6 separate regions of the Mus musculus genome follow, and regions 1, 2, 3, 5 and 6 are each linked to region 4. Evidence: chromatin loops called from intact Hi-C (ENCODE). Cell type or tissue: left cerebral cortex. All regions are shown on one strand.

Region 1 (5,000 bases), 100 kb before region 4:
GGGGGCAACTTGGCACTATCCCCCTGTAGCCTGAAACCCTTATCTACATCTGGAGGTGCTTTTGGTTGCTCCACATGCTGACAGCAGCATCTAGAGATGTACACTACAGTGTGTACCCAGGAAAGCCCCATCTTGACAAGGAGTTACCCATCCCTAAACGTCCCTAAGTAGGAGAGAACTTGGAAAACGCAGAGCCATGGCTCTTTCCTTCTGCCCCTTCTCTCTGCTGGGTTTTGGAAATAGCGATGCCAGGAAAGAGGAATGAGCCTCTGTAGGGCAGGTCTGCAGACGTGAAATCACAGGATGAATGATAGCTCCGGGAGCAGGTTCAACTAGGAGCTCTAAGGGGCCTGTCTAGGGTGCTTCATCACCCACCCAAAGCACCCTGTGGTTAAGTTCTCCAAGATCAGTCATGGCAGCTTTAGAAGTTCCCCCAAGCCAGTGCTATCTGCTTCTTATGACATTTCTAGAAAACCTCAGAGCAAGCCTTCCCAGGACTGTTCTAGTCAGTGTGGTTGTCCATATTCCCTCCAGGACTGAGTGAGCTATGACACATGTCCTGGGTAACTGCACACACTGGCTTCCCTTACACAAATGGCCTTGTTTTAACAGCACAAATATTGGAACAGAACTAAAAAAAGGGGAATTTAGTCCTTTGTGAGTTACCAAGTGTGGTGGTTTGAATGAGAATGGTCCCCAGTTGGTGGACCTGTTTGGGAAGGATTGGGAGGTGTGGCTTTGTTGGGGGATGGCTTTGAGGTTTCAGAAGACTCTCAACATTCCCAGTGGATCAGAATGTGAGCTGTCAGCTGCTCCTTCCTTCTGCCACCATTAACTTAACTATAAACCCTTTGAAATTGTGACCCAAATTAAATGATTTCTTTTATAGATTGTCTTGATCATGGCATTTTATCACAGCAATAGGAAAAAAAAAAAGTTGGTACCCAGAGTGGAGTCAGTACTGTTATGATGCACCTGACCGTGCTGGTTTTTGGGGGAGGAATGTGGAAGACTTTGGAACTTTTAGCTAGGAAAGCAGTTGACTCCTTTAAGTAAGGCTTAATGGGCCATCCTAGCACAGGCTTGGAAGAAAATAGTGCTCAGAGCAATGTGAACCATGGAAGAGCCATTCAAGAGGTTTCAGAGGAGATCACTATTGGACACACGGCTCTATATCATTCTTGTGATATTTTAACAACAACAACAACAAAATATGAGGCTGCTGACTTCTCTTGTCCTTAGAATCTGCCTGATGCTAAATTAAAAAGTGTTGGAATAGTTTTCTTGGTGGAGGAGAGTCCAAGACAGCCTAATATTGATTCTGTCCCATGGTTGGTAATAAATCAATAACAGAGGAAATTTTTTTTTTTTTGCAAATGTGATTCAACAGGCCAGGCTCTATCCACATGGGCAGTCAAACATAGCAGTGTCATCCACATGATCCTAGATTTCAAGTCAGAATGGATACATGAGTAAAGGGACCATGGAGTCTTCCTCTATGGTTGAGGAGAGCCCCTGAGGGCAGGTGTGTGGCAAGGGAGTCCCTACATGAAGCTACTGAGTGAAGCTAAGCCTGGATTGCTCTGGCGATCCCAACGCAAAGGAGGTGCTGGAACCATAAGACCCTGCCAAGAAGAGCTACATACAGGGAGTGGAAGCATCCCGAGAGGGAGAAGCATGGTGCAGTCAGCAGAAAAAGAATAGAGCAGTGGTTCTCAACCTGTGGGTCGCGACCCCCTTGGGGGTTGTAGATCAGATCCCCTGCATACCAGATATTCATGGCTGTAGCAAAATTACAGTTATGAAGTAGCAACAAAATAATGTTATGGTTGGGGGTCCCCACAACATAAGGAACTGTATTAAAGGGTTGCAGCATCAGGGAGGTTGAGAACCCCTGGGGTGGCGCCATCTCAGTCCTCTGACTTTAGACATGGAGCAAGAAGACCCAGAGATTGCCCTGTGAGTTTTCAGTCTTGCGCTGGCCCAGTCTTTTCTCACTGTGTCTTCTCTTCTCCCATTTTGAATTGTAATGTATATTCTGTCCTCTTGTATGTTGGAAGTATGCAGCCTGCCTTTTTTTTTTTTTAATTTCATACATGGTTACAGTTTAAGAGATTGCCTTGAGTCTCAGCAGAAGACTTTAGACTTTTAAACAGTGTTGAAACTGAAAGACTACCAGGGCTTTTGCAGTTAGACTAGATGCATTTTGCATTACGATCCCACAAGTTTGTGGGGGACCAGGGAGTAGAATGTGGTGGAATGGCCCCCCATAGGCTCATATGTTTGACTATTCCAGTTGGCGGGCTGTTGGGAAGAGGAGGCAGGGCTTTGTTGGATGAAGTGAGCCTTTGGGGGTGAGCTTTGAGATTTCAAAGTATTCAAAAACATCTAAGACATCAATTCATTGACGTTTTTGTTTACCAGGGTAGACAGAACCAACCACACAGTCTAGCATGTGCGTGAGGTGAGTGAGGGGCAGAAAAGGCCTTCAATGATGGAGAGACTCTCGGGCCGAACAATCATTTCCTTAAAGACGTGCTTCCCCAGACCTGCTTTAAAGTTCCCTCTGCAGATAAAGCTAGGCAGGTAGCACCGACTTACACACCTTAAAGAAGTTGCCCAAATATGGGAGCCTTTACCTTCCCACACCCAACCACTTTTATAATGTTAAATGTGAGAAGAGACCTAAGCTCCATGCTCTGCCGCACAGCGTGATGACGGAAGCTAACAACAATTTCATATTTCAAAAGCAACAGAAGCAGATGTGTCAATCAAAAACGAAACTTTAAAATAGACTTTTTTTCTCAGGCTGAAGAGGGGAACCATAAGAGGTGCCAGTTGTTTGGACTGCCTCTAGTACCCATAGGTTCTCTCCAGGCCGAGCCTGCAATTCTGAGAAGCAAACACTAGATGGCAGCAGTCTATGGGCGGGTGCAGACTCCTAACCGATCCACACCCAATCCCCAGAACTAAGGAAAATAAAGACATGCAAAATCCTCTTGGCAGTAATAAAATGTTAACTTGTTGCCAACATTTACAGGTTAACCACAAGGTCAAATTCCTTCCTGATTTTCTGAAGCAAAGCAAGGTGAGTATTCTTTCTCTAATCCTAGCCTTGTCAGTCACTTCTGAACAAGCCCTGGGTAACACATTCACTATGATTCTTTGGCCCAGAAAGTTCTGTTGTCTCACTGGCTAAGGGAAATATTCCTGGTTCCATCTGGTCAAAGAAGATAAGTTACTTGGTCCTTCTGACTAACTCTAGCATATGGCCCATGCACTTCATAGTTTACTGTGCAATAGGGAACAAGAAAAAGAAACTTACTCTAAGTACTACCATTTCATTTTTAAAAACTGAGTTCAAGATCCCAGGCCCTAGAGGACTTGGGGACTTCCCTATAGTTGACCTGTTTCTCAAGGACAACTTCTTCATCTGCTGACAGGGTCAAACAAGTTCACGTTCCCAGGCCTAGGAATGAACACCTATCCCACTTCTCCAAATGTTTTCTTAATGCTCTGTTAACTGGTAAAGAATACAGAAATTGCTGTTATCTAAATCAAGGTGCCTATGTTGTAAAAACATATAATCAATTGCCTGTTATGCCCTAATTAACTGCACGAGGCTGACCTACTCCTTTCTCCACACATCTCTCTGAGCTCCAGACCCAATGTCTAGGAGAATGAATTAAGGACCTTGAAGCCAGGTACCCTGGATATGGCCCAGTCTCCATGGGTACTCCCTTGCTTAACCCATAATGTCAAAATACAATTGCAAGACACAAACTAACACTGCATCGCTCCTAGCTCCCCCTTGCTTTGTGTTCCCATCCTTTAAAAATGTTGTACAATCTCCCTTCAGGGTTACGGTTCAGATCCTGAACTGGCCACCTTCCTGAGCACTCAGAAAATAAAGCTTTCATTTTTAAGCTTCCACATCTGAAGTATATTTTCTTGGCTTCCACCCTGGACCCAACAGTAGAATGCTTACACAAAGTGATGTGTTTGGCATCTATAAAGAACCCTTCGATAAATAATAAATAAGTATCAATTAGCTATCATCCCAACTATGTGATTCCCTGGGAAAGGCAAAACCGTAATAATAAAAAGGTTGGTGGTGGCCGGGGAGGGCGAGACAAACAATAGATGTTCACAGTAGTGAAACTTCTGCATGACGTTTGGCCACACTCGTGGAATGTGTGACACTCAGGTGAACCTTGATGTGAACTGTGGACTTTGCGTGATCCTGGTGCATCTGTGGATATTCATTCACCATAAGAACTTCACTGCTCTTGAGGGATATTCACAATAGGGGAAACTCTGTGTGTGTGTGTGTGTGTGTGTGTGTGTGTGTGTGTGTGTGTGTGTGTTTGCTGGGCCCAGGATCCATGGGAAACCTCTGTGCCTTCTGCTAACTTTTGCTGTGAACCTAAAACTTCTCTAAAAACAAAACAAAACAAAACAAAACAAACAAAAACGAGTAAACTGAGCCCAAGGGGGTCTGCCTCAGTGCTAGAGGGCTTGCCTCGAGCACACAAAATCCTGTACCACAGATATAATTAAGAGTGATATGAAAAGGCCCTCACCCTCCCACTTGGCACAGGGACAGAGGGAGACTGCCTGCTCTCCCTTGAACATCTTTCTTCCGTTCTGGTCACCCCTTTGCTGCCTGTCAGGGCCTGTGACCTCCTCCTCCTGGTCTTTCTCCCTCTCTTCAGGATAGTCCAGATCTCAGACCCCTTATAGAATCAATGAATAAAGAACTAATTCTAGGACACTTTGTTATTGTTCGCAGGACTCTAAATATATTAACTAACTCACTCTTCCCAACAGCCCTCCAAGATGGTTACTGCTAACATCATCCTTATTTTCAAGATAAAGAAATTAAGGCACAGAGGGACTATGTAACTTGTCAAGAACAGCACAGCAAATGAAGACTCAGCATTCCTGTCCAGGTACCCCGCTTTAGACCCTCTGTTCTTCCCAGTCAGCCCAATTCTTCT
Region 2 (5,000 bases), 53 kb before region 4:
CTACCCTTCTTGGGTTTCGGGCTACAGGTGGGAAGTTTGCCTAGCTACAATGCCTGGAGTGATTGGCTCTGAGAAAGGTCTAGAAGCTCCCTTGGGTTCCAAACCCTGGCTGCCTCTTGGTCCTGCTGACTGTTCTCTCTTAGCCCCACCCCCCACCCCCCACCCACAACCACTTAATTTTCTCAGTTGTTCCCTTGAACACCCGGAAGCTGTTGACAAATCCTTTTCTTTGCTGTGCCAAGGCAGGTCAAAAGCAGATCAGTGGATAAGGGCAAGGTGTCCCAAGGAGCCAGCTGTCCTTCCTCCCTCTTTTGACCTTCAAAGGGACAGACCTGATTTATTAATTTTGGCCAAGATTTAAACTGTGACTGAGGGAAGGAGGGGAAGAGGAAGAGTCTTTATATTTACATGCAGGCGTCCTTCAGTGTCTGCAAGCAACTCATTCTAAGACCTTCCAGATGTCAACATCTAAGCGTGTTCCAGCTCCTCCTAGAAAGGACGTGGCACTTCTATCTAGCTTATGCTTATCCTCCTGTTGGTGCTATACTGAACCCAAGATAACAAATACACTTAATATACAAATGGTTATTTTATCCTATTACTTTAGAAAATGATGAATCTGTAAATATTCAGGACAGAGAGAATGTCTTTCAGGTCTTTTCCATCTTTGGCTGGTAAGCACCTAGATGAGGAGCCTTCCCGGCTGCGCAGGCTTCCCCTTTTACTAGTCTTTGCTCTCGCTGCTTTGCTCAAGTCCTTAAGGCAGATAGATGTCTCTCCCACTTGGAGCATTAAGGAAAACTGATGGAGCCAGCCACCGTAGAGTCCCCTTTCTTAAGAGGCAGATGCTGGGCAAGAACTTACGTTCCCGTCTCACCCAACACACCTCGTCCATACACAGCCGAAGCTCCACTTTGGGATCTGCAGCTCTGGATGTGTTTGAGTGTCAAAGGGTAGCTCAGCTGCACGTGGCTTTTCTGACATGGCTCCTAGACATGATCGCTTCAACAAAAATTCCTCGCCAAGTTCATCATCTGCTGCTAGCTATGCAGCCTTGACCGGAATGCAGGCCTTCAGCAGAGTGGCGTGTATAGTAAGATGAGTACAGAGAATTTTATTTAAGGGATCTAATGTGATCCATATATTTAATTTAAAAAAATGGTAATTAAAAAGAAAACTCGAGGGTCTGGAGAAATGGATCGGTGGTTAAGAGCACAGACTGCTCTTCTAGAGGACCTGGGTTCATTCCTCAACACCCACATTGCAGCTCATACCCATCTGTAACTCCAGCTCCAGAGCTTCTGACACCCTCACAGATGTACATGCAGTTAAAACAAACCAAAAAAAAATCATCAAATGAAATTAAAACTTAAAAAAAAGAGAAAACCCAAGCACTCAGAAAAAAATCCTATAAAGTATAAACACAAGACTTTCATCATAGGCATTGCCCTCCCCATTCCCACAAAAACATCCTCTTGAACAAGCTTCCACCTGCCAGCCTCCAATCTGCTGCTGGTCTACAAATCCAGTCTACACCAAAGTTCTGCATTGTGTAAACAGACACTGAAACCGTCAAACAGCATGATGTCCCCATCTGTACACTACAGCAACCAGCCTTCGTTCTAATGGCAATCAACTAAAACAACAATCCAGATGCCCCGTCAAGCAAACAGGATGCCACCTGTGTGTGAAAAGACTTGGGAAGTTAAAAATAGATGGAGAAACCCTTGTGGTTAAAAATGCTAATGAAATCAACTTTAAGAAACCAACTGCAAACAACTTAAAGGAGCCAAGAGACCCAGAGGGAAAACAAAAGAAACTTACATGTTGATGGGTTGGTGAGTTACTCAGAACTGGCTTTCTGGTGAGCAACCTTTTTAAATACTAAATAACTCACACCTGCTAACCTGGTTTGGGAAACATGTCCCATGTCCTAGTTTCACTTTTATTGCTTTGATAAGAACCACTCTGACAAAAAGTGACTTCTGGGGGAAAAGGGTTTTATTTGGCTTAGGATTTCACATCCTTGTCCATTGTTGCAGAAAGTCAACAGGAACTTAAAGAAGTGTGGCAGGAACTATGAAAGATGCTGCTTGCTGGCCGGCAGGTAGGCTCATGCTCAGCTAGCTTTCTTATACAACTCAGGACCAGAAACCTAGGGAATGGTGCTGCCCACAGTGGGCGGTGCCCAATCACATCGATTAGCAATTAAAATAATCCCCACAGACATGCCCCAGGCCAGTCTGATCTAGGTGATTCCTCAAATGAGATTCCATTTCCAGGCCTTTCTAGGTTGTATTTAGTTGAAGGTTGACGCTAACCTGAACACTCCATGGGTCTGAGGTGAGGAAAGTAGATTGTTTGTACAAAGATGTTCACTGCTTACCACAGGGGAATGGTGAGAACCAGAACAAAGAGCTCAGAAGGAAATTTCAGCAGTATCAATAACATAGAGATGAGCCATGATAAAAATACAAGAGTAGTAGTATGTGAAAAGATGTATATAAAAATGTTAAGCCACAGAGAATGGAATTTGCAACTACATAAAAACACACCCACATTTAGAATCCCATGCAGTTACACGACTTTAAGCTCTCTTGCTGCTATATTGGTTAAATGTATTTAAAGATATGTACCGTCTGTCCCACACGCATAAAGCTTTGCCTCTTCCTGGAGCTCTCTTTCTTACAGTCTGACTTCCTGTATTCTCCACACAGACCATGGAGAGTGGCCAGTCTTCTTAGCACAAAGCCAGGCTAGGCAGCAAACAGCATTTCCGAATCCAATCCAAACTGAGGTCTGGGGTAAACAGTATAGACAGGCAACTGATGCAGCCTGGTAGGAGAGGCCTGGGACATGGAAAGGCATCCTGGCCTCTAAGCAGTGTCCTGGGAGATGAGTGTCTGATGGTGTCTCAGGGTCCTTTACCATCCTGTGCCTTCAGTTCTCTCCAGCCTCTAGTCCCTGAGCACCCACCTATCCTGTCTTTCTGCCTCTCTGTGCTCCCTGAAAGAGCTATTTCTGCAAACAGCACAGGTAACAGAATCTTTCCCCCATACTCCCACTATGGACAAGCAGTTGCACTCACAGGACAAGCCCATTATATTGTAATAACAACCCAAAAGTACTGATACACACACACACACACACACACACACCCTCACACTCACACACACACACTCATACACACACACACACACACACACACACACACACACACACACACACATACCTATCACCAATGTTATACATGGAGCCACACACTGAACCCGGACTTGAAATTATATATACTTAAGATGTGCAATATGTTGTATTATGGCAGAGCTAACTGGCAATATTCATCTATTCACATAGTTACCATCTGGCAGGGGGAGCAGGGTGTGAGATATATTCCCAGTGACGATTAACCACAGGATACAAGACTAGTCAGAGCTTGTTAGAGATCTAGAACTCATTCATTCTGCATTGCTGAAACATTATATCCTGGGCCCAGCATCTCCCTCTTTCCCAACCTTTGACATTCTAAGTAATTCTAACACCTTCCCAGGAAGGGTAAGAAACCACAAGCATAGCCCTTATCTCCCTGGTGAGAACTGAATTTAGGAAACTAAATGGTGCGCCAATCAGTGGGATCCCAGAAACCCCCAGTTCCCAGGCCACAAGACTCCCCTTGACAGTGTGGTGTTCACCAAGGCCGAATTGTGACAGAGTTCAGTAGGTTACAAGTCATAAATGCAGGCCTTCCTGGCTGTCTTGGGGCCTCCCATCCCAGTGCCCTGGTAGTTTCTATTTCAGTGTCTTGTTACTCAAGCCTTCTATTGGGAAATGGGTGCCAAGAAAAGAAACAGGTAGTTATGCAGAGCTCAGAAACTTTGGGGGAAATTTGTTCTTCTAAAACTCTAGCTATGAGAATTCAAAGTAGGGAGGAGCCAGATCCCAAAAGAGCAATCCCACTCCCTCCTTCCCCCTCCCTTTTCCCCTCCCCCTCCCATGTGAGTTCTACTGCAACTTCTTGACTGTTGATCCAACAGCAGCAGGACTTCTCATTCCCTGGTTAGAAATTCAAATAAAAGACCATGGGAAAACACAACTGGAAACCTCCACAGCACGGAGGTAGCAAAGAAGCCATGAAAGAAAATGGTCACATGGACCCAGAGGCAGGTGTAGGAATGGGGAGCCAGGTGGCCAGGGGTGCGCAGGAAAAGAATCTCCCAGAAGCAAAGCTCTACAAATGAGAGTTTGGAGAGAGAGAGAGAGACCAGCAATTTATCTGAAAATGAGAAAGAAAGAGAGAGGGGGGGGGAGAGGAGGGGAGAGGAGAGGAGAGGAGGGGAAGGAAGAGAAGAGAAGGCAAAGGAAACTGGAGGAGGAAAGAGGGGAAGGGGAGGGAGGAAAGAAGAAGGGAAGTGATGAGTAAACCAATGCCGTGTTTCCACTGGCCTCCATGCCACCAGGACCCAGAGCCTCATTCAGAATCAACTCTAGTCTACCCTAAAAAGTAACCGGTGAGCAGACTAGATAGGCATCCTCTGTTACATTTACCCAAGATCTCAAAGTTACACATAGTTGTGATATAACTGCATATCCACGTTTACAGCTAGAGTGTAGCTGAGAACAAATAGAGCCTTGAAGTCAGTTACTTGAGATAGAAAATTTAGTTTGCCCATTCCGTGTTAGAATGATTCAACAGTAGATGCTTCTCTGGGATTGTTTTGGCCACCTCTCAAAATATATTGACCCAAATATGAAAATAGTGAAGGCTCTGCACCCTACATCCAGCCCCTCCCAAGCTTTTCACATCCCCTTGCTGGATGCTAGCAGAAACACAATCAGAATCCTGGGTTTTACCTGTCAGACTTGAGACTCCAGCTTCCCTGAATCGAACAGAGGCTGTGTTTGGCTTACAGGTCCATCAGCCCTCTCTTGTTAAGGTTTCTGAAGAGCACAGGAAGTCAGAAAAAGAATAGCACCTCACCTCACTACAGCTCACCACAGACCAG
Region 3 (5,000 bases), 70 kb before region 4:
AGTACTAGAGATAGAAACCAGGACCTTGGGCACACTGGGCGTGTAATCTATTATGCCATACTCCCCAGCCCCGGGGCAAACTCCTTGCAGAACACTGTATGCTATTTTAAAATACAAATGTAGTTACTGTCTAAGTTTGAAAATAAGACAGATAAGTGGATAAATAAAAAAATTGAGGTTTTTTTTTCCTGTGGAACACTGGTAGCTCTGAGATAGCTGTGCAGAGCAATGATAAACCAGACTACCAACGGATCCAGATCCTGGAATCCACTATGTGCCAGGTACTTAACCCACTGTGTGCTAGGTAATTCTCATTTATCATCTTGAGTCCCTACAGCAAAGCAACAGGTGGGCATGGTCCTCTTGAGGGAAATCTGCACACAGATTCCGTACGCATTCAGATCCAAGCCCACATAAGCCATCCAGCTGGAGCCTGGCATGACTGTTAGTCCAGGTGGTTTTAAAGTCACAGCTTGTAATAACAGGATGGCATTAGAAGGTTACGTTTTGACAGTAGGAAACATTGCAAGCAGGGAAAATCAAAAGGCTTGGGTATAAGTTCCAAGAAAAGAGTTATGTCACTCTTTTGTTATCCACTCTGTCCCTGTGCCCCTCCAGAGAATTCTTCAGACACTCGTAGCCTGTCATACATTCTGACCTTAAGTAACTACAGAGCCAGGAAGATCTCCTGCTTAAGAACTATGTGTGTGAGCCTGAGTATGTGTAATGCTAGCACTTGGAAAGCTGAGGTATGGTGTTCATGTGTTCAAGATTGGTCTGTGCTACAGAGTGAATATGAAGCCAGCCCGGGCTAAACAGTGAGACCATGTTTAGAAACCAAACCAAGCAAACAACAACTACATGCCGCTCCCTAGCCCCCAGTCTAACTCTGGATTTCCAAGGCGTGTGTTCTACACCTTCATTATCTGTGCCCACCTCTCCTTTAGATACTTAGAATCATATAGCTTGTGCCACATTTGAAATCTCTCTATTCACTAAAACAACCTTCCTGCCATTCTCCACCATTTCTTTTTTTAAGGTATTTTTAATTAGATATTTTCTTTATATACATTTCAAACTTCAAATGCTATCCCAAAAGTTCCCTATACCCTCCCCCCGCCCTGCTCCCCTACACACCTACTCCCACTTCTTGGTCCTGGCATTCCCCTGTACTGGGACATATAAAGTTTGCAAGACCAAGGGGCCTCTCTTCCCAGTGATGGCCAACTATGTCATCTTCTGCTACATATTCAGCTAGAGACATAAGCTCTGGGGGTTACTGGTTAGTTCATATTGTTGTTCCACCTATAGGGTTGCAGACCCCTTTAGCTCCTTGGTCTAGTTTCTCCATTGGGGGCCCTGTGTTCCATCCTATAGATGACTCTGAGCATCCACTTCTGTATTTGCCAGGCACTGGCATAGCCTCATACAAGACAACTATACCAGGATCCCTTCATCAAAATCTTGCTGGCCTATGCAATAGTGTCTGGGTTTGTCTCCACCATTTTTTCCCCATGGACAGTTGTGCCACGACTTCAATTCCATCTGTCCTTCAGCACATCCTCAGAACACATTCTAGTGGGAATAGCTAGATGTGTTCGTTTGTCATCAAAATTGGGTCATTATGGTGCTTCTCACTACTTGGAAATCAAGTTAACTTTTGGAAACAAACAGGTTGAGTTGGCGGTGGATGGCATAAGGTGTGTGCAGAAATGGGACACCCAAAGGAGGCTTGAGTATCAGCAGAGGCCAGAGGAAAGGGCCTCCTTACTCTCTGCACACACCCTCACACGTGACGGGCAAGCAGAACCCTAATCAGATCAGCTATGGGTAACAGAAGTCTACCCAACTGAAGCAAGGATGCTAACTGGAAGAGACAGCGTGTTCATCAATGCATCCTATTCTGGTGTGTGAGCTGTAGTGTGCATTGTACAAGATACAGCACAGTGACCTGGCAGCTAGGACTACCATAGCACTGATGAAAGGAGTCGCCAGTGGACATAGGTCTTTGAAACTTCAGAAGGGCTAGTGACAGAGCCAATTTAGCCCCCTTGGGCCTGGGGAGACTTCCCCCAAGGTACCCAATTCCTTTGCTCAAATTATGAGCCCTCCAGAGCAATCTTCTGAGGGCCATCATGAAGGAATGTTCTGGAAGAGAATGGGTATGTTCTTATTGGGTCTCCTCATGGGAGAATTCAATAGCATGTATGTTGAGAAACTGACCACAGGGATACATATAGTAAATGTTCAATAAAGGCAAGTTAAAACAGGCCAGTGTAGTGTAACCCTGCATGCACAGCTAGAGGAGAGTGGTACAGCAAGCTGAAAATGTCTCTCCTGATGCCAACATCTGCCCTGCCCAGACAATGCTAGAAGAAGTTGCTAGGCTCAGGAAGGGTTGCTCATCTGTCCAGGAAGTGGAAGGAGGAGCAGAGCAGCTGAGGAACAGAGGCCGCCACCCTTACCTGGATCTCTGTCTGCACTGTGCATTTGACAAGCTTGAAGTTCTTCCCTGGGTTGAAGCTGTTGCTGTAGAAGCAGACCTTGAGGATGCGCACGTCTTCCTTCTCCACATCCACTGGTACCACCACCATGGGCTCTGGGGGGCCCTCAGGCCGGCGTAAAGTGCCCACTTTTACACGGCTCAAGGGCTCAGACACCCCGGACATCCTCTCAGACTGCAGCTAGGACCGGCACATTGCAGTCCTGCAGAGACAACAGAGAGACAGCCACAGAGTGAGCTCTTGCAAGCCACATGCCACATCCCCCAGGCTGGCACACCCACAAGACCCAGGATGGATACAACAGCCCATTCTTTTAATCCTGAAAACTCCCTGCAAAGGCCTCCAGCTGCTTCGACTGGGGAGGCTTTGAAGCATGGGAGCCAGTTTGATAAAACATCCAGGTATATAATCTAGACTCACTCTCAAGCACGCAAGCTCTGCCTTCTGGCCCTATTTCCTTCCCTGTTCTCCTCCGACACTGGCTCCTAGGCAAGAGGCCCACACTTAGCACATGAGGCAGCTGCGAGAGGAGGCGGCTGTGGCATGACACAGCAGAGCAGAAAAAGCAGGGAGTGAGGCTGTGATAAATAGGAGAAGGAAAACAGGAGTGGAGAGGAAAATCTGAGAAGAAACATAACTTGGGGGTCGGTGGCCCCAAGAGAATGTACAGAGAAGAAGATAAAGTGCCCAGATCAGGTACAGGCCATTAACTTGACTGATCTTGCTCACAACCTCAGTACTTGCTAGAGTTTTCATATAGGAGGCCTGGACCTCATAGGAACTCACCACATAGAGTACCAGGGATCACAGAAAGGCTGGCCTAGGGAAAAAAAGCCCCTTGGCTGGTTCCCTGCTGTTTAGGGTAGAAAGTTGTTTTGCATGACAGATAGAGCTAGTCTGGGCTCCTGCACACTGCAGCCTGTACTGAGGACAGCCTGGCCACAGTACTGACACAGAAGTAAATTAAGAATCCGTGCAATCTGTAATTCAGCCTGAATCTCAGCTGTCTTAATCTAGTTTAATCACCAGTGGACATAGGTTTTTGAAACTTCAGAAGGGCTAGTGACACAGAGCCCTTATTTTCAAACTTAAACACTAACTACATTTGTATTTTAAAATAGCATACAGTGTTCTGCAAGGAGTTTGCCCTGGGGCTGGGAAGTATGCATAATAGATTACACGACCGGTGTGCACAACGTCCTGATTTCTATCTCTAGTACTATAGAAAGGAAGGAAGGAAGGAAGGAAGGAAGGAAGGAAGGAAGGAAGGAAGGAAGGAAGGAAGGAGGGAAGGAGGGAGGGAGGGAGGGAGGGAGGGAGGGAGGGAGGGAGGGAGGGAGGTGAGAGAGGGGAGGAGAGGAGATAGAACCAGAGGGAAGGGGAAGGAAGAAGGCAGGCTCAGAGAAGAGATTTATGCTCAAAGAAGCTTGGGAAATCCCTGGTTAAACAACAGAACTATCAAGGACTGACTTCTCCTGATCTAGAGCAAGGGATTAGGCTATTGAGATGGCTCAGCAGAGAGATGCAGGACCATCCCACAAATTCCATTCTCAATCCCACAAGGTGGCAGGAGAGAACTTACTCCAGAGAGTAGTTTGTACACCACGTGACTGTCTGCACATGTACATGGGTTCACACACACACACACACACACACACACACACACACACCATAAATAAATGTATAAAATTATAAAGTGGGGGAATGTCCAAAGAAGTAAGAAAAGTTGTAACTATGCATTGGCAACATCAGCTGAGGCTTGTACAGGGGTCACCAGTGTACCCCCAATCCCTGCCCTCTGTGCATGTATTGAATGTGTCTGTGGTGAGGATTAGGCGGTCTTAATTTCCAAGAATTTTTCTAACGATCACCTTAAACTTGGGTCTGACGGCTCACACCTGTCATTGCAGCACTTGGGAAGCTGAGGAAGGAGGGTTGTCATAAATGTCAGGCTGACCTGATCTACAGAGCAAGACCTTGTCTCAAAACAGAAAACTACCCAGCTAGTTCTAGAATGAGCTAAGCCCTAGGTCTGAGAGTTATTCTTAGAGATAAAAGATGTGCATTCTCATATGGGTGTAGTTTGGTGGTGGGGTGTTGCCTGCACCAGGAATTAGGAGGGAAAAATAATGGAGCTGGCAGAGTAACAATATAAATATGGAGTCAAGTATTTTAGAAGCAGAACATAGCCTATGATTGTTTATTTATACTGATCCAGGTACCTGGAAAGATTTGAATAGTCATTACTCTAAGGAACTATTCCTTTAAAACAAAACAATAAAGCAGTGGCTGGGAAGATGGCTCAGTCAATAAAGTACAAAGACCAGAGTTCAGATCCCCAGTAACCTCATAAAATCCAGGTATGGTGATGTGCTCCTATAACCCCAGCAATGGAGGCTGTGGAGAGGAAAAGATGGGTCTCGGAGCTTGCTGGCCAGTCTAGTTGAATCCACAAGCTCTCAGTTCCACAAGAAATCTTGTCTCCAAGAATAAAAT
Region 4 (5,000 bases):
GGCACTGTGGAGAAGAGCGCGCCGTGCCTGGGCAGAGGTCTGAGCTAGAGCTGAAGTTGGGTTCTGAAGCCCTCGGTTGGGTTCGGAGTTCCCAAATCCAACCTTTAGAGACAAGCATTGTTGCTGAGCCGATTTCAATCGTGCCCCTAGTCGCCCCTCTCTGAATAAGATAACAGGACAAAAAGGGAGAAACACCCTTTAGTCTTAAAAAGAACTCCAAAAATAGATGCCTTCTCTAGCGCCCTCCCTAACCCCCTAGCTCAGGGCGGCAAGCTCAGGGAAAGCACCTGCTCCGCGCCTCCGACTTTCTGGGTCCTTGGCTACCTTTCCAGGAATTCTCAAGCTTCCCGAAGGACTGGAACTGTAGACCCTCTCCAGCTTTCCACTTAAGTCGAGCGATCGAAGTGTCCCTGACCCCGGCGCTGGGTAGGAACACGCAGGACTTACCCTCGGGCGAGGCGCGGACTCGGGCCAGGGCTCCGGGCTGGGCCAGGTGAGCGCAGCCGCCGCAGGTAGGACGCGCGGCTCTGCCTGCAGAGGCTGAGTAAGAGGCTGACAGGTTGTTTTTCCCCCTCCTCCTCTCGGTCGTTAACCACACCCCTGCTGCTCTCCTCTCCACTTCCTTAAAGGGTGGGGTGTGCTGTCTGTGTGTGCAGGCTCCAACCTCTTACCATAAACTCTGAAATAGATGCCGCCTGCAATTCCTGGAGCTGCCCGGCTGACCCGGGGGCCAGAGCCCATTGCCTTAGGGCCCCAATTGGGGTCCTCAGGTGCTCCGGACCTCTTGCAGTTGGTTGACCTCCAACTCCTACCACACCTGGCTTCTTCCAGGCACCCTTCTCTGCAGCCTTTAGTCACCAGACCTGACCCATGTTCTCAGCAGTGGCCCCCATGGCTCCACACCTTGAAATGGCCCTCACCCTAGGTCAGATAAATATTAGGGATGCCCGATATGACTGGTACAGGATTGGAAACACCTAGGACTGGGTTTCTGAGCCCAGACCCTGGAGGACCAGAACACAGTCCCAAAACAGTCGGGGAAGGGGTTGGGAATGTAGCTCAGACGGTAGAATGTGTGTCTAGCCTGGATTCCATTCCCAGAACCAAAGGCATAATACTGAGTGTAGGTGGTGGATATCTGTAATTCCAACGCTCTGGAGGTCTATCCTTGGCTATGAGGTGAGTTCAAGATGAGGCTAGGCTGAAAGAGATCATGTCTCAAAAACAAAACAAAACAAAACAAAACAAACAAACAAACAAACAAACAAAAAAACCCCAAACCCCAAAACCCAACCCCAACCCAGCATTAATAACAACAAAACCAGAAAAGACTAGAGAAGCCTTACAATGATTTTCTTCTGTGGCCCTCTCCCTGCATCAGTTTGTATCCGTGACCCTCCGAAGAGGCTGGCCATCTCTTTACTGCATCAGTAAGGCAGTGGTACTTGAGGCAGATCTAAAGTACTAAGTTGCGACATCATTTACTTCTCTAGCCCGAGAAAGATTCTGACTTTCTCCTAAGTGGAGGTCAGTGAGCTGGACTTAGCAGGAGACCCTGCCCCAGACATCTTTATCCTGTGCCCTTTGGGGTTTGGGGTTTAGTCACAGTTCTGTCTCTGATAGTAGCAGTCCTGAGACTGCAACATCAAGCTGCCCAACTCCCTGTGAAAGCCACAGTTTTCATGATGACACTTCTTCACCCTACCCCACCTCCAAGTTCAACAGACCTGCTGCCCCAGGAGACCATCAGAAGCTACCAACACTCATCTTTCAGAGTGGTGGTGATGGCTTCTCAAGAGAAAGCAGACTTAATTAATTAAGAACTCAGGAGGCAGAGGCAAGTAGAATTCTGAGTTCAAGACCAGCATGATCTACTGAGTGAGTTACGGGACAGCCAGGCTACAGAGAAAAACCCTGTCCCGAAAAACCAATAGCAATAATCATAAAATCAATTAAAGCTATAAAGTTCATATGTCTTAAGATGTAACAAAATGTAGATTTTAGCTGTATCCTCCATGTCTACTAAAAACCCTATCTAAAGCTAGCGTCACCCACCCTCAAATGCCTCAACACCACAATATACCCTGCCATCTGCTGGGCCAGCAGGACCCTCTCTACCATCCTGAAGGGCCCCATTTATCAACTATCTGCACTCAAAGACAAGTGGAGGGGTAGAGTTGGGGGAGCAGTGAAGACTGTGAACAGCGTATGGGGTACATGACCACAGGACAAAAAAAACTACCAGAGGGTGTGAGCAGTGGGGTGGCGTAAGGTGTTGGCAGGGGGTGGCTTTCTGAATCCTTGCACTTGGGAAAGAGTGGGTAAAGCGTCTTGTGGTGTAAAGCGAGATCTACCTGAGGGAATGGCAGCTGGCTGACTGTTGAAGACTAGCTGGGTTTGTGTGTGCTGCCCTCATGTGGGCACACATATGAACTACAGCCATATCTCTGCTCTAGTAAGGTCTTCTGTTCTGTGTGCACACACGTTGTATTCTTTACCTGGCATATTATTTCCTTCAAACTTCTCTGAGCACTTTTTTTGGTCACTTCTTAAAAAAACGAGCATATTTCATTATAACAGGTACTCTGCTGCTAACTCACTACCCAGTGTCTTGCCTGTTGGGCTGGTGTTCACTCTCCTCCAGGGTTCTCACCCCTCCTACGCTGCCACCCTTTAGTACAGTTCCTCGTGTTGTGGTGACCCCCCCCCCCCCGCCCCGACCATAAAATAACCTTTGTTGCTATTTCATAGCTGTAATTTTGCTTCTGTTAAGAATCACAATGCACATATCTGTGTTTTCTGTTGATCTTAGGTGACCCTTGTGAAAGGGCCATTTGAGTCTCAAAGAGGGTCACAACCCACAGGTTGAGAACTGCTGCCCTAGACAGTCTCACTATTTCCTCTGGCTAAATAGGAAGAATAAGCAGCCAGCACCACCAAGGTCAATTTATATAATTATTAAAATCTATATTCTGCATATAAAAGAAAGCGTTTGATATTTTTCTGAGTCTGGCTTATTTTGCTTATCACAGTGATGTCCAGTTTCATTTATTTTTCAGAAAAAAAATGACATAATTGTTTGTTCTTCTCTGTGTCTGAATAAAACTCGTGTGTGTCTGTGTACCACATTGTCTTCTCTCACTCATCTGTTGGTGGACATCCATGTGGACTCTATACCTTGGCTTCTGTGCATATAGATCCAGCAAACATGGACATCAAGAGTCTCTGTGGTGTCTAACTTGTATTCTTTCAACTCTTTCCTCAGGATTTATGGCTGAATGACACAGACGTTTTCTGTTAACCAGCTAGCCTTAGCTGGTGAGATGGAATCTGAAAGTAGTTTTGTTTGTTTTGTTTTGGTTTTTTGGTTTTTTGTTTTGTGTTTGTTTTTCGAGACAGGGTTTCTCTGTATAGCCCTGGCTGTCCTAGAACTCACTCTGTAGACCAGGCTGGCCTCGAACTCAGAAATCTGCCTGCCTCTGCCTCCCGAGTGCTGGGATTAAAAGCATTCGCCACCACGCCCGGCTCTGAAAGTAGTTTTAATTGGCATCTCCCTGATGGGTAAGGATGTTGAACACCTTTTCAAGTACTTATTGATGGTTTTGTACTTCTTCTTTTGAGAACTGTTTATTTGTCCATCTATTGATCAGACAATTTAGTTTTGTGATGTTTTTGTAGTTCTTTATGTAGCTTGGATACTAATCCTCTCTGTCAGGTATGTAGCTGGCAGAGCCCTCCCCCACCTCACCCCTCCCTGCCCCACCCCATCCCACTCCCATTCTGTAGGATGTCTCTTCACTTCAGTGATTGTTTCCTTTGTTGTGCAGATGCTTCTTTTTTTTAAAATTTTTTATTAGGTATTTAGCTCATTTACATTTCCAATGCTATACCAAAAGTCCCCCATACCCACCCACCCCCACTCCCCTACCCACCCACTCCCCCTTTTTGGCCCTGGCGTTCCCCTGTACTGGGGCATATAAAGTTTGCGTGTCCAATGGGCCTCTCTTTCCAGTGATGGCCGACTAGGCCATCTTTTGATACATAGTGCAGATGCTTCTTAAGGTCATGTATTCCCATTTGTCAATTCTTGAGATTGACAGATGTCATAAGAACGTGGGAGCTTGTGTTCTTAGGGTCTAATTTAATTTAATATAATTTAAACTTATCCACATCTAGCTTACGAATGAATGAGACTCAGACTGTGGTTATTTTATTTGGCTTTGACAATTACTGGGGGTCACCACTTATCTACTTTTCTAATGGCTGGCCTGGCTTCTTCCCAGAGGTTTGCCCCAGATTCTTGTTATTACTCATGGCCAGGTGCTCACGGTCCATCTTCTTTCGTGGTGGCCTCCTTCCCATTCCCTTGTCCCTCTTCCTCTCTCACCCAACCAGCTAACTTAAAACCTACCTACCTCTAATCCTCCAGCAATGGGTTGTAGACATTTTTATTTAACCAATAGTTTTAAGTTAAGGAGCAAGTTTTGCACAGAAAAAGTTGGTAACTGTGGCTGGCAGCTAGACCTTCATTCAGGTAAGGAATTTAGCATTACAATACACAGCCAACAGACCAAACCTCAGCAGGTCCTGCTTCTACAGTCCTTGCTGGGACTGTGTCCTGAAGTGCTTTGCCTGTGCTTTTCTCTAGCACTTTCAAAGTTTCAGGTCTTAAGTTAAGGCCTTTGGTCAGTTTGAATTGCTTTTGTGTAGAGATAAGGATCTGGTTTCATTGTACCTGTGGAAATTCTGGTTTCCCAGCTCCCCTTCAGGGCCTTGCTGGTTCTCTGATGTGTTTTTGACAGTTCTATCAGAATTTAGCTGGCTGTACCCGTGCTTATTTCTAAGTCCTCCATCCTATCTATCCCATTGGCCTATGTGTCAGTTTGGGGCTAGTACTGTGGTTTTTATGACTACTGCTCTGTAATACCATTTGAGATCAGGTATTAACTCTGCCAGCCAGAGAAAGTCATGCTTGCAGAGAAAAATCACTCACTTTGAAA
Region 5 (5,000 bases), 110 kb before region 4:
ATCTGTAACAGAATCTCAGGTCCCAAACCAAGGGTTCCTCCGTTTTTCTCTGAGCACATGAAAATGAGGATGAAGGAAGAACAGAAGGTTCTCCTGTGGTGTCCCATGAATACTCATGGTGTCACTTCCCAGGGCCCTGACTCTGGTCACCGTGGTGGAGGGATGACCAACCTCTTCAAGTACCCACCTCCTGGTCTTCGCAGGGTCTCATCGGGAATCTCCGCATAGATGTCTGACTCTGTAATGACAGAAAGGGGCCCAGCCCATGGGCTATGTGTCTTCACTGGGCACAGCCAGGAATTAAAGCATGGCTCCTGCCTAGGAAGCCAGGGCATCGAGGTGGGGGGTGGGCTCATGCAGGAGACTCCAGGCTCCTACACCAGGATTCAAGGAAGCCACACAGTCAGGGACACTTAGCTTAACCCGAGCTTATTCTCTCAGTGTTGTTAGTTTCAAATGACACATCACTTATTTTACTCTACCATTAACTTGATGTCTTCATCTCTCCCAAATCCACACGTCCCAGTCCTACCCTACAGTGTGACGTCTGGTGTCCTCCAGGACGCGATAAGAGTCAGATGACATCATGAGGAGAGAGGACTCTTATTAAAATCAGCTCTTAAAAGAAGACACTAGAGCTTGCTGTATCTACCATGTGGCCCCACAGCAAGGAGACCAACCTAAAGCCTTCTCCAGCCAGAATCTGCAGAGATGGGGCTTGCCAGCCTCCAGAACTCGGAGAAAGAAATGGCTGGTTTTGAGTCATTCAGTCTATTGTATTGTGTGTGCCGATACAGCTGACCAAGATCAAAACAGTACCGTGGTACAAATTATTCACACTTGTTATTACAACAAATGGTATTTTTTTTGAGCCATCATTGAGAAGCGATAGAGAAAGTAGTTACCACTGTGACTTAGAAGGCTCAGTAACATCGGCAGAGGAAACACAGGCCTCGGGCAAGCATGAAGGAGGAGCAGAGGCTGAGGGTTCAGTGAGCATGCGCCAAGCATGAAGGAGGAGCAGAGGCTGAGGGTTCAGTGAGCATGCGCCAAGCATGAAGGAGGAGCAGAGGCTGAGGGTTCAGTGAGCATGCTTACCTATGCTGCAGCTTTCTGAGAGGTGCGACCGCCGAGCCTCCAGGTTTCTGTAGGACAAGGTAAGAGGGCAGGAGCTAGCTGACCCCAGAGCCCTGAAACATCCCCCCTCAAGCAGCCCCACTCTGCCTCCATCCACACATCCATGATGGGCGGGATCTTTAAAAACAGCCAACCTGGCTATCAGTGAGCTGGGAGTGTAGTAGCCCAGGACTCCAAGGGGCAAGAGCTGAAGGAAAGACAGAAGCCTTCTTCTCAAGATAGCACCAGGTGGGACAGGGAATGTCCCATGGGTGTGAACTGGGAGGAAACACACACCCTAATGAAATGAAGAGACTCAAGCATTCTCTCAGAAACAAGGGAGGTGGTGGTGTTCCCTGCATAGTCTTCCAGCCCTGTGCCATAGAGGTATCTCTCTTGTACTCACAGTGTGGGGATCTGAGGCAGGCTGTTCCTCTTCTCACCATCTAAGGGAAAGTAGAGGAAGGTAGGGTTGGGGACAGGGACATATGGGTGAATGGATGGCAGGTGGAACACTGCATCTAAGGCCCCCTGTCAGCACCATGGTGGAAGCTGGAACTAGAACCCTTTTTGAAAACATCCTCCTGCCAACATCACGTGCTCCAGTCTTACCCATTTCCTGACTGGTCCCTAATCAGGATCACAGAGAACAGAACAGTTATAAGCTATCAAAGGCTCTGCTATGCCAGAGGCTGCAAACACAGCCCCTTGAGAAGTTACTTCCAGTAGCTGACCATCTAGAATAGACTTAGCACCTCCTCGCACTCTTAAAATCTTTGCTTCCACGTAAGGGCCAATGCCTGATCTTCCCTCTGCCTTCCACCTCTGGGCTAGTCTACATCCCACGAGAAACCCACCTTTCTTGGCATGCATGATGAGAGAGCCCTTATGTTCTCCTTGCAGCCTGCAGTAGCCATCTATGAGGTCAGCCATGTTCTCAGCCTCTGCCAGGGACGACGTTTTGATAGACAAGGACTGTAAAGAAGGGGCCAGCCAATGGTGAGAAAGCAGAGCTGGGCTAGAGTACCTTCCCCAGGGAGGAAGAAAGGGCTGCAGGACCCGGCCCACCTCTGTGGGACTCCACCCACTCATGTGTCGTTAGAGACAGCCACCAGAGGGCGCACTGTCCGTCCCTCCTGCTGGCTACCTAGTGATCTTTGTTGCAAGGCCAGGTCTGGCTCTCTGATCTTTGAGCAAATAGCAAGATGCTTTGTATTTGGTGGGCGCTCATTGTGTACAGGCCAAAACTGAGAATTGGGAGGTGGACAGAATTGGGGGCTAAGTGCATGCTGCTAAGAGAAGAGAAACAAATGTTTGGTGGTCTGAGGTCTCTCCCCTACTTCTAATTACAAAAGAGCCCCGTGTCCCTTAGATCTTGATTTCTAAACTATTGCTTATTCACTAAGTGTTAGACTTCTGCTATACATGTACCTTATTTTCAGTCACCTCTACCTATCCTAAAACGTTTTCTACTTCTTTCTTGATATTAAAGAAATAATTTTCCTCCAAATTTCCTTAAATCTTACCATTAGCATAGTGTGGATATGGATACCTTGTTTGGATAATGGGTGGAGTTTTATTTTGGTTTATACTTATTGTACTGGCTAGTTTTGTGTCAACTTGACACAGCTGGAGTTACCACAGAGAAAGGAGCTTCAGTTGAGGAAATGCCTCCATGAGATACAACTGTAAGGCATTTTCTCAATTAGTGATCAAGGGGGAAGGGCCCCTTGTGGGTGGGACCATCTCTGGGCTGGCAGTCTTGGATTCTATAAGAGAGCAGGCTGAGCAAGCCAGAGGAGGCAAGCTAGTAAGGAACATCCCTCCATGGCCTCTGCATCAGCTCCTGCTTCCTGACCTGCCTGAGTTCCAGTCCTGACTTCCTTTGGTGATGAACAGCAGTATGGAAGTGTAAGCCAAATAAACCCTTTCCTCCCCAACTTGCTTCTTGGTCATGATGTTTGTGCAGGAATAGAAACCCTGACTAAGACATTTATTTATTGTTGGCTGCAGGAGAGAGGCCACAAAGTCGCCACTGTATAAATGTGGAGACCAGAGGAAAATTCTCTCCAGGTCATTTCTTTCCTTCCAGTACATGGGCTGGGTGTCAGGGTGACAGTGGGGACTGAACTCTGATTATTGAGTTTGGTGTTAGCCTCCTCTCTCTTGCCAGTCCTGGATACATGTTGCTTAACAAGATCTGTTAACAGAGAACCCCTAGTCCCTCCCAGACTTGGACAGCTTGGCTTGAATAAATCTCATCCACAGAGCTCCCAGGTACCCCAGAAATGCTCACCTGGGGGGCACCCTCGATGCCCAGCTGCAGGACTGCCTGGGTCTCTTCCAATGGGAGGCACCTGATGGATTTGATCTGCTTAAACTCGGCCAGGCAGGTGGGCTGTGAAGGAAGCAGGGAAGACTGAAGACCAATTATCCTCAGGATCTGACCAAGGAAACTGGTCAAGATGAGGGTGAAGATGAGGGGTGCGGAATCTCTCTTGAGGATGGAGAGAATATCGCTGGCAAGTCTGTCTCAGAAACCAAAGATGCTCAGGTTGCAGAAGAAAAAGGGGAGAAAGGTGCTCTTGCCAAGATTGTATGTCAGGTTGGGGGGTAGAGCCAGAGCTGGACCCAGGTTCCCAGGAAGTCACTAGCTTGTTTTATGCACCACAAGAATATCTACGGCATCCTCTCGCTCCCCACTCCACTTTGTGCACCAGCATCACGGCAAATAAGGAACCACCTGACCCTCGCTGCTATCCCCGGATCCTCTCAACAAATCTACACCCAGGTCAGACCCTATAAAGTCTCTGCCCTGGGCAATGGGGCAGAGAAGAGATGATGGGAGGATAGAAGAAGAGGCAGGGAGGAGGAAAGAGACCTGAGCCGGAGCTGGACTGAGGCTCACTCTTGGGCTCTCTCTACCTTTGTATCTTGACTTGTCAGCTGACGGATGCCTTTAGGGCCGATGACCAGGTCCACAGTAATGTTCCATCCTTGCTGGAATAAAAGGAGAAAGGGCACCGTTTACCACACTGCCCAGCTCCTAAAAAAAATCTCATTAACGTAAACAAACGCCACCATCTCTCTAGCCCTTCTTCCATTCTAAACTCCACCATACAGCTCACCTCTTCCCATCTCTTTTCTCTCCCTGATCACCTTCCTCTTTCCCCTCCCCCACACCATGCATTGCCCCCCCCCCCCCCCGGGGTTCCATCCCAGAGGCCTGGAGTTCATGCAGGGTGAGGGTAAGAGGAACAGGCCATTACAATGAGTTCGCAGCGGTAGGTCTCCTGGTCAATGTTGGCAAAGCCCGCTAGGGTATTGAAGAATTTCATGACACACTCTTCCTCCCGGAGTGATGCATACTGCTGGAAGGTCTGCTGGATCATCTTCCGGAACTGCTTGGGCTGAGCAGAGGATGGGGAGTACAGGGTCAACTCAGCTTCCTGTTTAGATCTTATAGAAAGGCTGCCTACCGCTACAACTTGGCTCCCAGGGTCTCCGCCACGACAGATACTGAGCTGAAGATAGTCCCTAAAGCTCAGGACCACCTCCACAGAAGCACACGCTAACCCTTTTGAAGGAAGGTGGGTGGCATGGAATCCCACCACCCAGGTCATGAAAGGAATCAGGCCTCGAAGGCAGTTGTGAGCCAGGTGCACCTCATCCTGATTCCCAGGCCTGGAGGGCCTATCACGTGCATCTGCTGTCTTCTGTGAGGTAGCCTCAGGCTATAGATCCTCTTCTCTGGACTCTCTAGCTCTTGTCCCAAACCCACATCGAACAGGGCTCCCTGGGCTCCTTGATCTCTGCTTCCCTCACCTTTAAGTTTTCCTGCATCTGCTTTGGGAAAAACAGGTCCAGACCGACTTCTTTTCTGA
Region 6 (5,000 bases), 290 kb before region 4:
CTGATAGCAGACAGCTCTGGGCTTTACCTTCTCTTTAAGCAACAAGTAGTCGGCCTTTCTCCACATGCCTATGCAGCCTGTCTCAAACTCCCCTACCTTTGGTTGAAGAGCTTAAAGACATCGCCTTTTGTAGCTTGCTTTGAGATATTGATAAGTCTCTTTACTTCTCTGAGCTTCGGTTTCTTCTTTTGTGGAAGGGCAGGGGTGGGTTGATTTGGAAACTGGAGATTTCCAATACCTTGGGGTTTAGTTTGCTATTATTTTCCTCCACCCAAGACACTCAGAGCCTAGAAGAGAGAGCTAGGAGCTTCAGTAGCTGTAAGCCTTCTTCTGATCCTGTGCTGGGAATCAAACACGGGTCCTCTACAAGAGCCAGGCATGGTCTTACGCTCTGAGCCCTCTCCAGGCCCACATTTACTCTTGTTAGCAGCACCAATCCATTTCAGAGTGGCCCAAAGAAAAGCAACCAATGAATACATCTATAACGAGAGATTCATGTTGGGCTCAGGTACCTATGATTTCATAGGCCCCAGTCTGCCAGGCAGCCCAAAGGCTGCAGACTCTGGCTGGAGTTAGTGTGGACTCTTGCGGCCCCAAAGCTTCTCCCAGTGGGCATGTTCAAACTTTTGGCTTGTCAACGTGGCATTCACACACATGAGAAATAGGCAATCAAGTTATAAGACTAATTTCAAAACTCATCATATTTTAAGTAAGCTTCTGCCCTTAAATATTTGTTATTGTTGATACTAATGTGTCATTGTGGCTTCATTTGCACTTTTCTAATGATCAGTGCAATGATACTGATCACGGATGCACTGATCATTCCCTAGGGTATAATGATATTGAACATGTTTTTCTGTGTCCGTGGGCCTTGTGTACCTGCTGTAGAGAAATATCTATCCAAGTCCTTTGCCCCTTTGCTGATCTGGCAATTCTGTTGGTAAGAACATTTTGCATTTTAACTCTCTACGAGATAAAGAATTAAAATATGAATTCCTCAAGGGCAAAAAGATATCTTTCAGAGTCTTTTAATTCTGACAAAGTACCTGGAACATATTGGCTCTCCAAGGAACATTCCAGAAAGGCCACAAATAAACTGAAATCATCTCTGTGAAGAGAAAGATGAAACCAAGACCCAGGGAAACCCAGGGACACGGCGAGATCCCAGCCCAAAGAATTGTCTCTGAGGTGAAGGGAGAAAACACAGGGATCTAACAGGAACTGGTTAAGAAGACGAGGCAAATTCCACTCTAAACACCACCCGAAAGAGACACTGTGAGGGCCAGGCCATGGCAGTCAGAAGGCCACGTGGACCCATCTGGAAGATGGCTTGCTCAGGACCAACAGACAGACTCTGGGCATCTGAAAGGCCTTTAAGGATAAAAGTAAGCAGAGCATGCCTCATGCTACCTCTGTTGCCAAGAGATCCCTTCTGAAGAGGGAGGGAAAACTGCAGGCCCCAGGGATCTCTCTATACTTGGTGGACCAGTAGAACCTAGAAGGACCAAATCCTTAGCCTGGACAGATATGATGCAAGGGGAACCCCTTTTCCTGAGATGATTGTAGTTTATGTATGGCTCGTGGAGATGCAAACAGGAATTTGAGTGAGAGGCCACTTCTTGCCTGGGGTGTTATGAAGATGATAAAGAAGGCAGAGGCCTCGGCCAGAGCCCAGCCCCTCCTTGTGTTCAGGAGAGGTCGTCTCCCACTGTGCCTGTGAGACACTGCCCTGCCCCCCCCCCCCCAAGGCAGCAGAAGTGAGGGGTCAGGGCAGCTTGCTTCTGCTTCTACTTTAGTAGAAAACCTTTTCCAGGTACGAATTCAAGAACATTCCAGTGGGGTCCAGCTTCTCGCGGATGTCACAGAACTTGTGAAAGGCGGGGTACATTTTCTCAAAGTCCTTCCTGGTGCAATTGTGGGCCTGTGGACACAATCAGCAGCATCGGGCTTTGTCCTCACAGAACTATGTCAAGCAAGGCTGCACTGATCCTGAGCCTGCACTGACACTGCCCCGCCCTCCCCCTCCCCCGACAAAAAGAAGGGGGTCTTGAAGATAACGCTAAAAGGCCTTAAAATGCACCCCATGATAGCATGGAGGCCCCAGCTTCGGTCCCACCACTACACAGGCCTTCCTTAACTGTTTTATTTGTTAAGTGGGCACACTGATGTTTACCTTACCCTGCTCGCTAGCTCCATGGGAAAATCTAATAAAGTGAAAGAAATCTCTAGGATGATTCCCAAGGGATCTGGGCTTCAGGGGCCAGAGTGCAGGAAAGGCATATTCTGGTGCCCTTTCACTAAGAAGCTGGGAGGATTCCTCAGAGTTAATAGGGAGGAGCGCCCTCTTGTGGACATAAGGTGCACAGCAGTTGCCCCGTGGCTATGGGGAAATGTCTGAATGTTTTTACCTTTGCCCAGTGGGGCCTGCCTCCAAACTTCTTCATGATGGTCTCATAGGCCAGCCAGTAATCCAACCGAGGCACATCCTTCCCATAGGGCCTAAAGTAGAGAGGAAGAAGGTGGCTATCCGGCTCTGTCCCATGATGTGCCTCCACTGTCTCAGGTGCCTTCTCTTTGACCTGCCCCTAATCTGGCAGGTGACTGGAGATTAAGCTGGCTCTCCCTGCAGATCAGCCCAGCCAGGACAGATGCCTGCTCACTGCACATCCCTAAGGGTTCCCCGAGACGTTGTCCCCTCTTGTATTCATCAGTTGGTATCTGGACATTACTGTGAGTTTAATCTTGGCCAAAGACTGACCAAGGGTAATGGAGCTGAAAAATTCCTCTTGTCCAGGTTATCGCTTTACACAGGTTAGCCACCATCATATACAATAGATATAATGTATCGCACACCACAATCATATACAATAGATACAATGTATCGCATCCCACCATCATATACAATAGATACAATGTATTGCATCCCACCATCATATACAATAGATACAATGTATCACATGCCACCATCATATATACAATAGATACAATGTATTGTACAGGCATGCAGCCTAGGACAAGCAGGGGGGTGCTGTGCAGGGTGATGTTTATTGTTATAAAATTGTTAATGGTGTGTTTGCCAGAATATTTCCTCATTGCAAGCAACTCTCGACTGTCACACAATACCCACACACTGTTCATACATACAGTATTCATATAATAGACACACAATGCACAAATTTGAAATATCATACTTTTACACAATACTTAATACTTAAATGCAACACACACAATAGTTACACATCTAGTATTCACACACAATACACACATACATAATGTGCATGAAATATGCACAGCACCCCCCCATACTAGTCACATACCATGCTCACACATATCACACACATATGGTACTTTGGCCAGTGCTGTGGAATCCCCAGATGACTTTATCCATGTCTAGAAAGCAAGGCTGTGTAACCTAATGAAGCTCTCCAGTTGGTCTCTTGCCCGGCTACTCAGCCCCATGGTGACTGATCTCCAAAGCTGACGTCAGCGCTAACACTTCAAACGCATTCAGATGCATCCCGTGGCATCCCTCACTTCTGCATTTGCGTTTGAGGATTGAGAAGCTGAGACACACAGACAGCTGACACACAAGCTTTACCATAGCTACATCCTCCATGAACGAGACGACAGTTCCTTCAGTGAGTCTTTCAGAAAAGTGTTTGTGACTCTTTGAGGCCCCCTAAAAACTGAATTCAGCTGTCCCTGGCTTTGCAAGGATTTGAGGCCTTACACATGGGGGAAGAACACCCTAGAAAGATCAAGGTGGCCACTATTTTTTTTTCAAAGCCAGAGAAGGCCTGAGTCTCGTGGCGGTGTGAAGCAAGACTGGAGGTGGTGTGGGTGGTAGATGAGGGATACATCTTAGCAAGAAACCAGAAAAGACTAATTCCCTCAGGCACCTCCTGCAGGCTAAAAAGAGAGAAAAGAAGGCCAGCCACAAGCTTGGGTTCAGTCCCTGGAACTGACAAGTACCCCTATGCAGGCAGGAACCCAACATCAGGTACCCGCCTCTCTTCTGTTGAACTTAAACTAGCCTCGGAATCCATCCCAACATAGCCTGGCTTCCAGGCCAGCAGAGATCTTACTGGGGTGGGCACCTGAGTGAGAATATATTGCTCATTTTGTTATATAATCCTCATAAATAATAAATATTCCTCACTGGTATTAATTCACTCTTGATGCTAGAATATAGCGATATAGCCTAGCCTATAAGTGGTATACGTCACAAGACTCTATAGGAGGGAGCATTCTAAGAACTCAAAGGAGTGAGATGTCAGTGTAATCTGCCAATAGAGAAAGTGGCCTCGCCAGGCGTGGTGGCACACGCCTTTAATCCCAGCACTTGGGAGGCAGAGGCAGGTGGATTTCTGAGTCCGAGGCTAGCCTGGTCTACAAAGTGAGTTCCAGGACAGCCAGAGCTACACAGAGAAACCCTGTCTCGAAAAACCAAGACAGAGAGAGAGAGAGAGAGAGAGAGAGAGAGAGAGAGAGAGAGAGAGAAAGAGAAGGTGGCCTCAGAAGATGGCACTGGAAGGTTAGAGAAGTAGAGGAATCCCTTTGCACTCGAGGGCTCCTTACACCCCACACCCTGCAGAGAGCTTTCACCTGTACATAATGATGTTCATGTAGCAGCTGTCCCTCTGGAAGCACGGGCTCAGCAGGATGTCATCACCTCGGGTGAAGCGCACCTCCACGGGGTAGTGGGCTACCACCTTGGGGTGGGCCTCCAGCATGGCCTTTAGCTCCAGCAGGGCCTCCTTGGTCTTCTCCCTGCCCTCCGCCCAGGAGAGACTTCAGAGTAAGAAGGGACTACCGCAATCCTCCTCCTCCATGGCTTTATATAGGGGACCTGGGCCTGAGCTGGGATGCTCATGGCCCAGCTCTAGAGGAAACCGTTTTTTCATGGTATGTCTGGGGGAGCGCACTATCTGGGGAAGGTCTTACATGGGGATGGCCCCTATCTGGGGATAGGCCTATCTTGGGAAGGTCTTACCTGGGCA

What was found. A loop is a pair of places that touch in the nucleus more often than their neighbours do. Peaks named below come from ENCODE experiments on the same cell type or tissue, not always from the same donor. Only the 100,000 strongest peaks of a DNase experiment are listed, where the experiment ranks them.
Region 1: a loop joins it to region 4, with 6 times the contacts of the local background. A loop is called at or near these places in 40 of 42 quality-filtered maps.
Region 2: it touches region 4 in a loop (3-fold over the local background); 4 of 42 quality-filtered maps call a loop at or near these places.
Region 3: it touches region 4 in a loop (4-fold over the local background); 6 of 42 quality-filtered maps call a loop at or near these places.
Region 5: it touches region 4 in a loop (5-fold over the local background); 34 of 42 quality-filtered maps call a loop at or near these places.
Region 6: it touches region 4 in a loop (4-fold over the local background); 11 of 42 quality-filtered maps call a loop at or near these places.

What each region holds. Positions count from the first base shown.
Region 1 is chr14:66,179,954-66,184,953 of GRCm38, forward strand. All of the region lies in intron 5 of Ptk2b (PTK2 protein tyrosine kinase 2 beta), which reads right to left. It overlaps Gm52098 (a long non-coding RNA gene), which reads left to right. Exons shown (of 4, transcript XR_003951030.1): 2 at 3,041-3,088; 3 at 4,831-4,952. Among named protein-coding and RNA genes, the nearest start is that of Gm52098, 4.0 kb to the left of the region's middle. In left cerebral cortex, a CTCF peak has its summit at 2,906 (motif pointing right); a DNase peak (open chromatin) is centred at 2,907.
Region 2 is chr14:66,227,365-66,232,364 of GRCm38, forward strand. The region is part of intron 1 of Ptk2b (PTK2 protein tyrosine kinase 2 beta); the gene reads right to left. Gm52099 (a long non-coding RNA gene) reads left to right here and starts at 3,769. Exons shown (of 3, transcript XR_003951031.1): 1 at 3,769-3,848. In left cerebral cortex, no CTCF peak of the experiment used is centred here; DNase peaks (open chromatin) are centred at 1,331, 2,172, 2,650 and 3,367; H3K27ac peaks cover 880 bases.
Region 3 is chr14:66,210,847-66,215,846 of GRCm38, forward strand. It overlaps Ptk2b (PTK2 protein tyrosine kinase 2 beta), which reads right to left. Exons shown (of 31, transcript NM_001162366.2): 2 at 2,466-2,706. The coding sequence starts at 2,669. Among named protein-coding and RNA genes, the nearest start is that of Gm52099, 18 kb to the right of the region's middle. In left cerebral cortex, no CTCF peak of the experiment used is centred here; DNase peaks (open chromatin) are centred at 2,997 and 4,078; H3K27ac peaks cover 1,510 bases.
Region 4 is chr14:66,280,436-66,285,435 of GRCm38, forward strand. It overlaps Ptk2b (PTK2 protein tyrosine kinase 2 beta), which reads right to left and starts at 617. Exons shown (of 31, transcript NM_001162366.2): 1 at 448-617. In left cerebral cortex, CTCF peaks have their summits at 724 and 2,417 (motif pointing left); DNase peaks (open chromatin) are centred at 201, 615 and 2,406; H3K4me3 peaks cover 951 bases; H3K27ac peaks cover 825 bases.
Region 5 is chr14:66,173,651-66,178,650 of GRCm38, forward strand. Ptk2b (PTK2 protein tyrosine kinase 2 beta) reads right to left here. Exons shown (of 31, transcript NM_001162366.2): 7 at 4,942-4,996; 8 at 4,386-4,526; 9 at 4,042-4,116; 10 at 3,413-3,514; 11 at 1,974-2,091; 12 at 1,523-1,562; 13 at 1,099-1,145; 14 at 188-238. It overlaps Gm52098 (a long non-coding RNA gene), which reads left to right and starts at 4,845. Exons shown (of 4, transcript XR_003951030.1): 1 at 4,845-5,000. In left cerebral cortex, a CTCF peak has its summit at 2,223 (motif pointing right); a DNase peak (open chromatin) is centred at 2,215.
Region 6 is chr14:65,985,774-65,990,773 of GRCm38, forward strand. It overlaps Gulo (gulonolactone (L-) oxidase), which reads right to left. Exons shown (of 12, transcript NM_178747.3): 10 at 4,606-4,770; 11 at 2,409-2,499; 12 at 1,014-1,921. The coding sequence ends at 1,793. Among named protein-coding and RNA genes, the nearest start is that of Clu, 20 kb to the left of the region's middle. In left cerebral cortex, a CTCF peak has its summit at 2,363 (motif pointing left); DNase peaks (open chromatin) are centred at 2,354, 3,531 and 3,855.